Linked DNA regions of Homo sapiens: region 2 is linked to region 1. Evidence: read pairs that join two places in POLR2A ChIA-PET (ENCODE). Cell type or tissue: OCI-LY7. All regions are shown on one strand.

What was found. Peaks named below come from ENCODE experiments on the same cell type or tissue, not always from the same donor. Only the 100,000 strongest peaks of a DNase experiment are listed, where the experiment ranks them.
Region 2: POLR2A ChIA-PET joins it to region 1 with 13 read pairs; 2 of 35 experiments call an interaction of 5 or more read pairs at or near these places.

What each region holds. Positions count from the first base shown.
Region 1 is chr17:28,582,493-28,587,492 of GRCh38, forward strand. SPAG5 (sperm associated antigen 5) reads right to left here. Exons shown (of 24, transcript NM_006461.4): 5 at 3,933-4,007; 6 at 3,598-3,690; 7 at 3,372-3,506; 8 at 3,042-3,161; 9 at 2,827-2,919; 10 at 2,610-2,723; 11 at 2,160-2,253; 12 at 1,841-1,988; 13 at 1,658-1,760; 14 at 1,361-1,494; 15 at 1,019-1,157. Among named protein-coding and RNA genes, the nearest start is that of ALDOC, 8.1 kb to the left of the region's middle. In OCI-LY7, no CTCF peak of the experiment used is centred here; no DNase peak of the experiment used is centred here.
Region 2 is chr17:28,739,788-28,744,787 of GRCh38, forward strand. NEK8 (NIMA related kinase 8) reads left to right here. Exons shown (of 15, transcript NM_178170.3): 11 at 676-826; 12 at 1,035-1,198; 13 at 1,291-1,449; 14 at 1,626-1,784; 15 at 2,172-3,668. The coding sequence ends at 2,200. It overlaps TRAF4 (TNF receptor associated factor 4), which reads left to right and starts at 4,224. Exons shown (of 7, transcript NM_004295.4): 1 at 4,224-4,468. The coding sequence starts at 4,326. RefSeq lists enhancers at 855-994, 1,035-1,144, 2,005-2,164, 3,300-4,300, 3,324-3,618 and silencers at 1,445-1,504, 3,324-3,618, 4,073-4,482, 4,503-4,702. In OCI-LY7, no CTCF peak of the experiment used is centred here; DNase peaks (open chromatin) are centred at 1,914, 2,244, 4,174, 4,754 and 2 weaker places; H3K4me3 peaks cover 4,521 bases; H3K27ac peaks cover 5,000 bases.

The sequences.
Region 1 (5,000 bases):
TCTCGAAGGCTGAAGTGGTGCTCCCCTCTCTATCTCTCACAGTGGTCCATGCAGACCTCTACCATGATCATAAGTCAAGATGACAAGTTTACATCTGTTTGTCTTCCATGCTAAACTGTAGATTTGATGGCATTTCCTGTGCTCGGTACCCAGTTGGGGAAGAGGATCAGGTCATAAGCAATTGCCAGATTTTAGGATATTTGTTGTGCCTTATCTGCTGAATAAGCTAATTACCTTTGTATTCTGAATGATGTCAACCATTTATTGTTTAGTGCACACTGCAGGGAGGCCAAAGAAGGCTATATTTCTGCTTTCTTGAAACATAGTCTGGTTGAAGAGACCAGGTATCCAAGGAAAATTAATACAAATACAAAAGAAGAGTAAGTTCATGAGAAATATGGCAGAAGAAAAGATCACCGGGTCCACATGATTTGATTTGGGAACAGTTCAAAGAAGGTAAACCAGGGAAGATTTCTTTTTTTGTGGGGGAAAGGGTTTCACTCTCACCCAGTTTGGAGTGCAGTGATACAAAAAAATTAGCCAGGTATGATCATGGCTCACTGCAGCCTCAACTTCCCAGGCTCAGGTGATCCTCTCACCTCAGCCTCCCAGATAGCTGGGACTACAGGTTCACAACACTACACCTGGGCTAATTTCTGTATTTTTTTGTAGAGATGGTTTTCACCACGTTGCCCAGGTCGGAAGGGAGGATTTTAATAGAAAAGGCATTTCCAGTTTGAAGAAAGAATAGAATGAATGTGGGAACAGCCAGAGTCTGGGTTCTGGGGATAAAAATGGGGACATGTGTGTAGCATACAGGCAGTCTAGCTGGGGCAAAGTGTTCATAATAGGGAGATAGGAGACAGGGGAAGAAAGGTTTGAGCAACAGGCTAATGAGGTCCTGTAGGTAACTGAAATCATAAAAGGTCACAGTTAGAAAAAGAGTAATGTTTTAGGAAGACTATCTGTAAAATAAAGATACAATTGGAAGAGAAGAGAAGGAACCCCAGGATCCTACCTTCTCCTTTAGTTTTGTCTGTAGAAAGAGAGTCAGGCTCTGTAGTTGCTCAGTCAGCAGCCCTAGCTTTTGAGAGTACTGCCGTGTTTTCTCCAGATCTTGCTCCTGGTTATCTGCTATGGTGCTGGCCAGTTTAGCCCTGAAATAAGGAACAGGGAAGATGACCAAAGACCAAATTACCTTCTCTGAACGCCTATCCCAAATCCCCACAGAGCTGCATTAAAGGAGAGAAACAAGAGGCTCAACACTCACAGTTCTCTTCTTGGAGATTTTGGCTTCTAGAAGTGTTCCTGAGAAAAAAATAAGCACTTAGGGGGAAGTACAGAAAGTTAGAGAACTTACGTTAGGTTCTCTACAGTGTCCTTGAGGTTCTCACACTGCAAGCTGCGCTCCCGGAGCACTTCCAGTGTGGTTTTCAATTGACACTCAACCTGACCCAGCTCCAGGTGAGCAACCTGATTCTCCTGGTCTGCAAACTGGGAAGACAAGAGAAGGAGCAAGACAGGGAGGGAGAATTTTAGTGCCCTGGGTACAGAGGCTTTTTCTAGTTCACAGTCTCAAACCTTACCTCAACACTATCAGGCAAGAATCACACTCCTGAGGCTTACCAGCTCCCTTGGCCCAAGCCATATTCCTTACCTCCAAGGTCTCTTTCAGGTCCCGCACCTCTTTGGCCAGGACAGCTTGTTGCTGCTGCAGTTCTGCCTGCATGTGTTTTAGTGCCATCTCTTCCTTTTGCCATCTGCCAGAGACAACATATTAGATCCCATTTGGTCCTAAATCCTGGATGCCTACTGCCACAGTACCCCGTTAGGAACTCACTGAGCAGCCTGCTCCTCATTGCTCTGGGTAAGCTGGCAGAGTAACTCATCCTTCATAGCCAGGTCCTGGGCACAATGGGTATGCTGACTCTGTAGCTCTTTTAGCTGGCTGTCCATGTTGGCCAGAATCTGCAACTGAGCCCGGAGATCTAGAACAAAAGTATCCTAATGACACCATGCGGTCAGCAGGCTAGAAACTCCCCAAACTTCTGCTCCAAAGCAAGTGCTCCTGAGTACTTCCTTGCTCTAGTGCCACACTCCAAGCCTTAACAGGGCTCAAATGCTTACATGCATGCATACACACACACACACACAAACACCTGTTGCTAGACGACTGTTTTCCAACTCCAGTTGTTCTGTTTGGCCTTTGCACTCCTCTAACTGGGCAGAGACTTGTTCCAGCACCCTAGAAACCTAGGAAGAACAGATGGTTTTCCTCCTATAGTTCCTCCTGAATCAATAATCCCAGGACTTGGTCCAGCTTCTCTTTCTGGACAAGACAGAAAACTACCTTGCTCCTGGGCATCAACATTGCAGAAAATAAGGTTGATCCTCAGGAAAAAGTAGAGACAGGAGAAAAGTTGCTGAAGTAAAGATGCTGAAGGGCAAAGGAAAAAACTGCGCTTAAGGCCATCTTACAGCTAAGAGACCTTACTGGCTGGCCTCCAAACCCACAGGGTGAAAAGAAAACAGATCCAGGGTAAGAGGCTAATGGTATCACACATTAGGAAGGAAACCAAGCCTAAGCAGTCCCCACTCTTGGTTTGTACCTCCTGCTTTTCCTCAATTGCCACATCACGTTCCTGCAGGGCTTGCTGGCTCTTGACTGTGAGTTTCTCTGTGAGTTGTCGGGACCGACTCAGCAAAGCTGTCCATGTTGTATACTACCAGGGGAAGCAAGCAGGTCAGTAGAGCACACTTGAGGCAAAGCTCACAACAGGACTTGATGTGAGTAAGGAATTAGTTATGATGGTCCCAAATACTCACATCCAGTTGCATGGACCTCCAGTCTTGTTGCAAGGTAGAAGTAAGACTCACTGTCTGCTGAACCAGCTCTTCTTGCTTGGCATGAAGCCCTACCTACAAAAGAAAGATTGCCTAGGCGGGAACCCCTTCCCTTTGGATACAGCAAAGTGGGAGTATGCAACTACCCTCCCAGTCTGTCAGCACAGACCCCAGGAAAGAAAATGCCCTTAAATTACCAGTTGGGTCTGGGCATCCTTCAGAAGGCCTCTGAATTCCCGCATGGATGCTAGGTCCTGTTCCAGCTGGCTGATGCGCTGGCTGGCGTGTGCACAGAAAGCCTCCAACACTATCTCTGCCTATTGAGGGAAGTGGTTGCAAGGCCACAGTGGGCAACAGGGGAGCCAGCACAAAAAGATGTAACCATGACACCTCAATAGATCAGTTCTTTACTGCCCAGGGCAGGCAGTTCTTAGGCCACCCATCTGTGTCTAAAGTGCATTTGTGTTCCTGCAGGAACCTTGAGGTGGAAACCTCCCACATCCAAGAACAAATGCCTGTCACCTTACCGCATCCTTGCCTCTGAGAGCCATTTCCTCTCTGTGCCTTGCCTCCTCCCTTTCTGCTTTGAGGCTCTGGAGCTTTGCCCTCAATTTCTTCAGCAAATCAAAACAGCAACAGACCAATGTTTCTGCACGCCGAGACTATATGGTAAGAATCAGTTAATGTGTCTGGTTCCTCTTTATGGCTTTTAGTCCCACCACAGGCCTCCACCTCCATCTTCAGGCTGCTTACCTCCTGACTCACAGTAGTCTTATCTTCTTCTAAATGCAACAGGGATAGGTGAAGCAAGGATATCAGCTCTTTAGAGATAAGCACCCATGATTGCTGTAGAGAAAAAAATGGGTAGGTGAGATCAAATAAAGTCACTAAGCAGGAAACAGGGGCACTGGGGAGGAAAACCGCTAACCCCAATTCCAAGCTCCGCATAAGGAGATGTACTTTACAAATGTTTGGAAACCTCCCTTCACCACCACGACTTAGTATCACCATCTACTAACCACCCAGGATTCTCCATTCTTCATCTTCACAGGAGACCCAGTGGTGGTGTAAGGTCAATCATCACTTACCATGACATTTCTGGCCTGCTGTAGGGCCTGTCCCATCTCATGGCTCTCCTTAAGATGCTGAAGTTTATTAGTTATCTAGCCAGAAAAACAGAGTTGTTCCTTGTTTTGTTTGTTTGTTTGTTTTTGAGACAGAGTCTTGCTCTATCATCCAGACTGGAGTGCAGTGGCACAATCTCAGCTCACTGCAACCTCCACCTCCCAGGTTCAAGCAATTCTCATGCCTCAGCCTCCCAAGTAGCTGGGATTACAGGCATGCACTACCACACCCAGCTAATTTGTATATTTTTAGTAGAGTCGGGGTTTCACCATGTTGGCCAGGCTGGTCTTGAACTCCTGGCCTCAAGTGATCCACCGACTCGGCCTCCCAAAGTGCTGGGATTACAGGGGTGAGCCACCATGACCAGCCAAGTTGTTCCTTTTGAGTAGGCAACATGTACCACCAGCACCTCATTCTTCCTCCCACCCAGTGAGTTATAGGAGCCTTTCCTATTTTATTTATTTTTTATTTTCTGTAGAGATGAGGTCTTGCTATGTTGCCCTGGCTGGTCTCAAACTCCTGGCCTCAAACAGTCCTCCTGCCTCGGACTTCCAAAGTGCTCCTGCCACACCCAGCCACCTTTCCTATTAAAAGCAGAAGCAAAGTACTCAATTCAATGAAGCCAAGTCAGAAAGAAAAATCCACAGGTAGGTAAAAAATTTCTTTGTTTAGCCAGGCACAGTGACTCATGCCTGTAATCCCAGCACCTTCAGAGGCTGAGGCAGGAGGATCACTTGGGTCCGGGAGTTCAAGACCAGCCTGGGCAACACAGTGAAACCCCATCTCTAAAAAAAAAAAAAAAAGGCTGGGCGCGGTGGCGCACACCTGTAATCCCAGCACTTTGGGAGGTCAAGGCGGGCGGATCACCTGAGGTCGGGAGTTCGAGACCAGCCTGACCAACATGGAGAAACCCCATGTCTACTAAAACTACAAAATTAGCCAGGCGTGGTGGCACGTGCCTGTAATCCCAGCTACTCCGGAGGCTGAGGCAGGAGAATCACTTGAAACCGGGAGGCAAGGTTGCAGTGAGC
Region 2 (5,000 bases), 160 kb after region 1:
CATCAGGCTGGCCACTGAAACTAGAGATGACACTGATGGGTTCTTGTCTTCCTGGAGGACTCAGTCTAGTGGGAGAAAGATGACATTGCCAGCATGCCAGAGAACAGATAGCATCAGGGCTACACCCCAGTGCAGAGGCGTGGAATTCAGTGAACAGTAATGTCAACTGGAGGAGAGAGATGTCATTTGAACAGGGCTTTAAAGGAGGAGGATTTTGAGCCGGCGTGGTGGCTCACGCCTGTAATCCCAGCACTTTGGGAGGCCGAGGCAGGTGGATCACAAGGTCAGGAGTTCAAGACCAGCCTGGCCAACATGGTAAAACCCCGTCTCTACTAAAAATAAAAAAATTAGCTGGGCATGGTGGTGCATGCCTGTAATCCCGGCTACTCAGGAGGCTGAGGCAGGAGAATCGCTTGAACCCAGGAGGCAGAGGTTGCAGTGAGTGAAGATCATACCCTTGTACTCCAGCCTTGGCGACAGAGTGAGACTCAGTCTCGAAAAATAAAAATAAAAAATAAAGAAGGAGGATTTTAACCAGCAGAGGGGCCTAGGAAAGGCATTTGGGACTGAGAGAACAGAGAACTCATGCTGTTCCCTCCCCTCAGTGGGCCCTCCTCATTCGGGCATCACCCCCACTAAAGCTCAAATTAACTCCTTCTGGGTTTCTTCTTGTAGGCAGACTGGGGCTAGGCACCAGGGAGTCCCACAGCTGCCCCCAGCAGGTGCCCATGCCCCCAGGACAGGAAGCTCAGCGAGTTGTATGTGGTATCGATTCCTCCATGATCCTCACTGTGCCTGGCCAAGCCCTAGCCTGTGGGAGCAACAGGTGAATAGATCATCAGGATGACTAACCTGCCCCTGGCTCTCCTTGGCTGCAAGTGCTCCGTCCATCATTGCCTACCTTTCACCAAAGACCAGAATTGAGGGGGTTGAGGGTGCTATTGGTTCAACCCAGGGTGGGATCTGTCTCCTGGTGCACCAGCTCCTGCCCAAACTGTCTGTCAGTTGGATTTGGCTTCTGGCTCTGCCCTCAGGTTCAACAAGCTGGGCCTGGACCACCTCTCCCTGGGGGAGGAGCCTGTCCCCCACCAGCAAGTGGAGGAGGCCCTGAGCTTCACACTACTAGGCTCTGCACCCCTGGACCAGGAGCCTCTGCTGAGTATAGACCTGGGCACTGCTCACTCAGCTGCTGTGACTGGTGAGGAGGACTTGGGCTCTGGAGGTCAGAGGGGGACTCACGGTCTCCTTGGTACCCTGTTGAAGCACCCCTTTCCTTCCTCTCCCCCATAGCCTCGGGTGATTGCTACACTTTTGGCAGCAATCAGCACGGACAGTTGGGCACCAATACTCGCCGAGGCAGTCGGGCACCCTGTAAGGTCCAAGGCCTTGAGGGCATCAAGATGGCAATGGTAGCCTGTGGGGATGCCTTCACTGTAGCTATTGGGGCAGGTGAGGACTGAGCATGGTGGGGGCAGACAGTGCCATGAGCAGTGGGGGGTGGGGGTTGCTATTCAGGGCCACTGGACTCTGGAGCCTCCCAGGGGCCATCCTGGCAATGTGGGAGGGGAGATCCTGCTCGGGCTGTGCCCACTTCCCACTTCCCTCCTGGGGATTCTTCCTGGCAGAGAGCGAAGTGTACTCTTGGGGCAAAGGGGCGCGAGGTCGATTGGGAAGGAGGGATGAGGATGCCGGACTCCCTCGGCCAGTGCAGTTGGATGAGACACACCCTTACACGGTGACTTCCGTGTCCTGTTGCCATGGAAACACCCTCCTGGCTGTTCGATGTGAGTTGTAACTTTTCCCACTTCACCACACAGCCCAGCTGGCCCCTGTCCACACTCCCATCCCCAGTGTTCACAGATGGCCACATCACCAAAAGCATCTTTAGCCCCCAGATAAAAAAAGCAGAAGCTGCGGTTGAAAAGCTTCAAGCTTCCTGCCTGGGGTGGCCAAGGCTGGTGCTTCTTGGGCCTCATGGAAGGGCTGCCTCCACTGCTCCCCAGGGCTCACATGCATTCTTTCTCCTACTGCTGAGTCCCGTTGATGCTGAAACTCTCTTTCTGGCCTAACAGGGTCCAGAATCCAGGGCCCAGTGGGAGTGGGAGGTGGGTGATGATTTCTGGAGGCACTGCCCTCAGAAGCTGCAAGGGTTTCTCTTCGGTACCCTCCAGCGGTCACAGATGAGCCGGTCCCCCCCTGAGGCACCCGGATTCACCTCTGGACCACCCTGATATTGCTTCTCCTCTGAATGCTCTGAAAAGTGCAGGTGCCCAAGGCATGACTTGCAGCTGTCTCCTGGATTGTGTCATCATGGGGTATCAGGGCTGGCAAAACCCCTGCTCTGCTTTTGGCCTTGGATATGGAAACCTCAACCACTTTGTTCTCCTACCACCTCTTTGCCCTTCCTACCCCTTCCTCCCTTCAGTCAGTGTCCCCAGGGTCCAGCCTGGCTAGAGTTAGAAGGCAGACCTAGCCTTTGGAAGCAGGGTGGCCTCCAGAGCCTTGCCATAAAAAGGCTGAAGGCAGCCGGGCGCAGTGGCTCACGCCTGTAATCCCAGCACTTTGGGAGGCTGAGGCGGGCGGATCACGAGGTCAGGAGATCGAGACCATCCTGGCTAACGTGGTGAAACCCCATCTCTACTAAAAATACAAAAAAATTAGCTGGGCGTGGTGGCACGCGCCTGTAGTCCCAGCTGCTCAGGAGGCTGAGGCAGGAGAATGGCGTAAACCCCTCCAGCCTGGGCGACAGAACCAGACTCCGTCTCAAAAAAAAAAAAAAAACAAAAAAGGCTGAAGGCAGCTGTAGCTCCACACAGACCCTACCCTTTCCCCTAGCCCAGTTAGAAAATAAGTCTGGGCCGGCGGCGGTGGCTCACACCTGCATAGGCAGTGCTTTGGCCAGGAGGATCCCTTGATCCCTTGTGGCCAGGAGTTGGGAGACCAGCCTGGGGACCATAGCGAGACCGCTGTCTCCACCAAAAAAAAAAAAAAAGAAGAAAATAAGGCTGGGTGCGGTGGCTCACGCCTGTAATTCCAGCACTTTGGGAGGCCAAGGCGGGCGGATCACTTGAGGTCAGTAGACTGAGGCCAGCCTGGCCAACATGGTGAAACCCCGTCTCTACTAAAAATACAAAAATTAACCAGGCATGGTGACGGGCGCCTGTAATCCCAGCTACTCTGGAGGCTAAGGCAAGAGAATCCCTTGAACCCGGGAGGTGAAGTTTGCAGTGAGCCGAGATCGCACCACTGCACTCCAGCCTGGATGACAGAGCAAGTCTCCCTCTCAAAAAAAAAAAAAAAAAAAAAAAAAAAAAAGTATTTGGTGCTTACCGGGACTCTATCTCCATACTTTGGAGCAGGGCAAGCCAGGGCCTGCCTGGACTGGCCATTAGGCCTGCCTAGCTTCTGCATAGCCCGGGGCTGGGCGGTCCCCGGGAGTGCTGCCACCTCCCCTACACTTTCATCCTGAGGCAGGATTTGCTAGACGTCGGCTTGCCTCTCTTCCCCAGCAGGAGGGCAGGAGTCACTAAGTGCTGCAGAAAAGATCCGCGCTGGAGATTGCCCGTCCCCCCCATGCCTTTCCCCAGAAACAGTTGAGAGAATGGGTAGCTGGTGGGACCAGACCGGTTTCCCAGAGGACAGGAAGGCCAATAAAAATATCAGCTGCCTGCCTGGAGTGTGGTGTCTTCAAGGGTGGGGGTGGCGACCAGGCACCCCAGGACTGGGCTGGGCCCGACCTCGGTGGCAGGGCTGCGGCCAAGGGAGGAATGTGGGCGCAGCCGGAGGCTGGGGCCGAGGTTCCTCTGGCCCAGCGCCCAGTCCAGCCTCCCCGCCCCAGCTGGGCTCCCCGGAGCTGGTTGCCAGGCTTCGGCTGCCTAGCACCTGGAAGCTGGGGCCACGGTTCCTGGGCTGCTCACGGCCCCGGAGGCCGAGCTGTTGCCTCTGGAGAAGAAAACCTTTGTGGCGCGGCCCGTCCCCTTTTCCGACCCGCACTTCCCCGGGGCCCGCGGGCTCTGGGGAGAAGCGGAGCCACGATCTCTGTCCCCCAGGGGAAAGAAAAGCCCATGATCCCGTGGGTGGGCGAGACTGGCGGTCACCAGACCCAAAAACCATGCACTCGGGGGTGGGCGGGGCCGCGAGGGCGCGCATTAGGACCGCGCGGCCGCGGTCCGCCCTCTCTTCCGGAGGGCGGGCTTCACAGCCGAGCCCTGGCCGCGACCGCCAGTCGGCGCCGCCCGGAGCCGGGAGCGCCGCTCCAGCGAGGCGCGGGCTGTGGGGCCGCCGCGTGCCTGGCCCCGCTCGCCCGTGCCGGCCGCTCGCCCGCCATGCCTGGCTTCGACTACAAGTTCCTGGAGAAGCCCAAGCGACGGCTGCTGTGCCCACTGTGCGGGAAGCCCATGCGCGAGCCTGTGCAGGTTTCCACCTGCGGCCACCGTTTCTGCGATACCTGCCTGCAGGAGTTCCTCAGGTGCTGGCCGGGGAGCAGGGGACAGCGGGGGCGGGGCGGGGCGGGGGGCGCCGCCTGGGGAGGGTCTCGGGCCCGGGGCAAGGCGGGCCTTTGTCTGCGCTGCGACCCTGTGACCTCAGGGGCGCCCCGTGACGTCACGGGGAGGGATGACGTCAAGCCCCGAGGGAGGCCCCCCCCGCAGGAATCCGAGGGGTCCGGGCGGGTCCCAACTGCCCGGCCCGGGGCGGAAGACCTCGGCGCCTTCTCGTGGGGTCAGGAGGGGAAGAGGCCCTTCCCCGTCACCTGAGAGCCGGCGCGGCCTCAGCCTTGAACTTTGAATCCTGGGGGAAGAGGACAAAACCCGCTCCCGCGTGGCAGTTTGAGCCTCCGGAGCTTTCCCCCATCTAACCTCTTCTGATTCTTCGAACGTTCAGAGAACGGTAGCTATTGTTCTCCCATTTCACAGATCATGAAACGAGATTCAAAGAAAGGCTGCGACTTGCCCAGGGTCACATAGTTACTTAAAGGCTTAACTAGGATTTAAACCCGGACT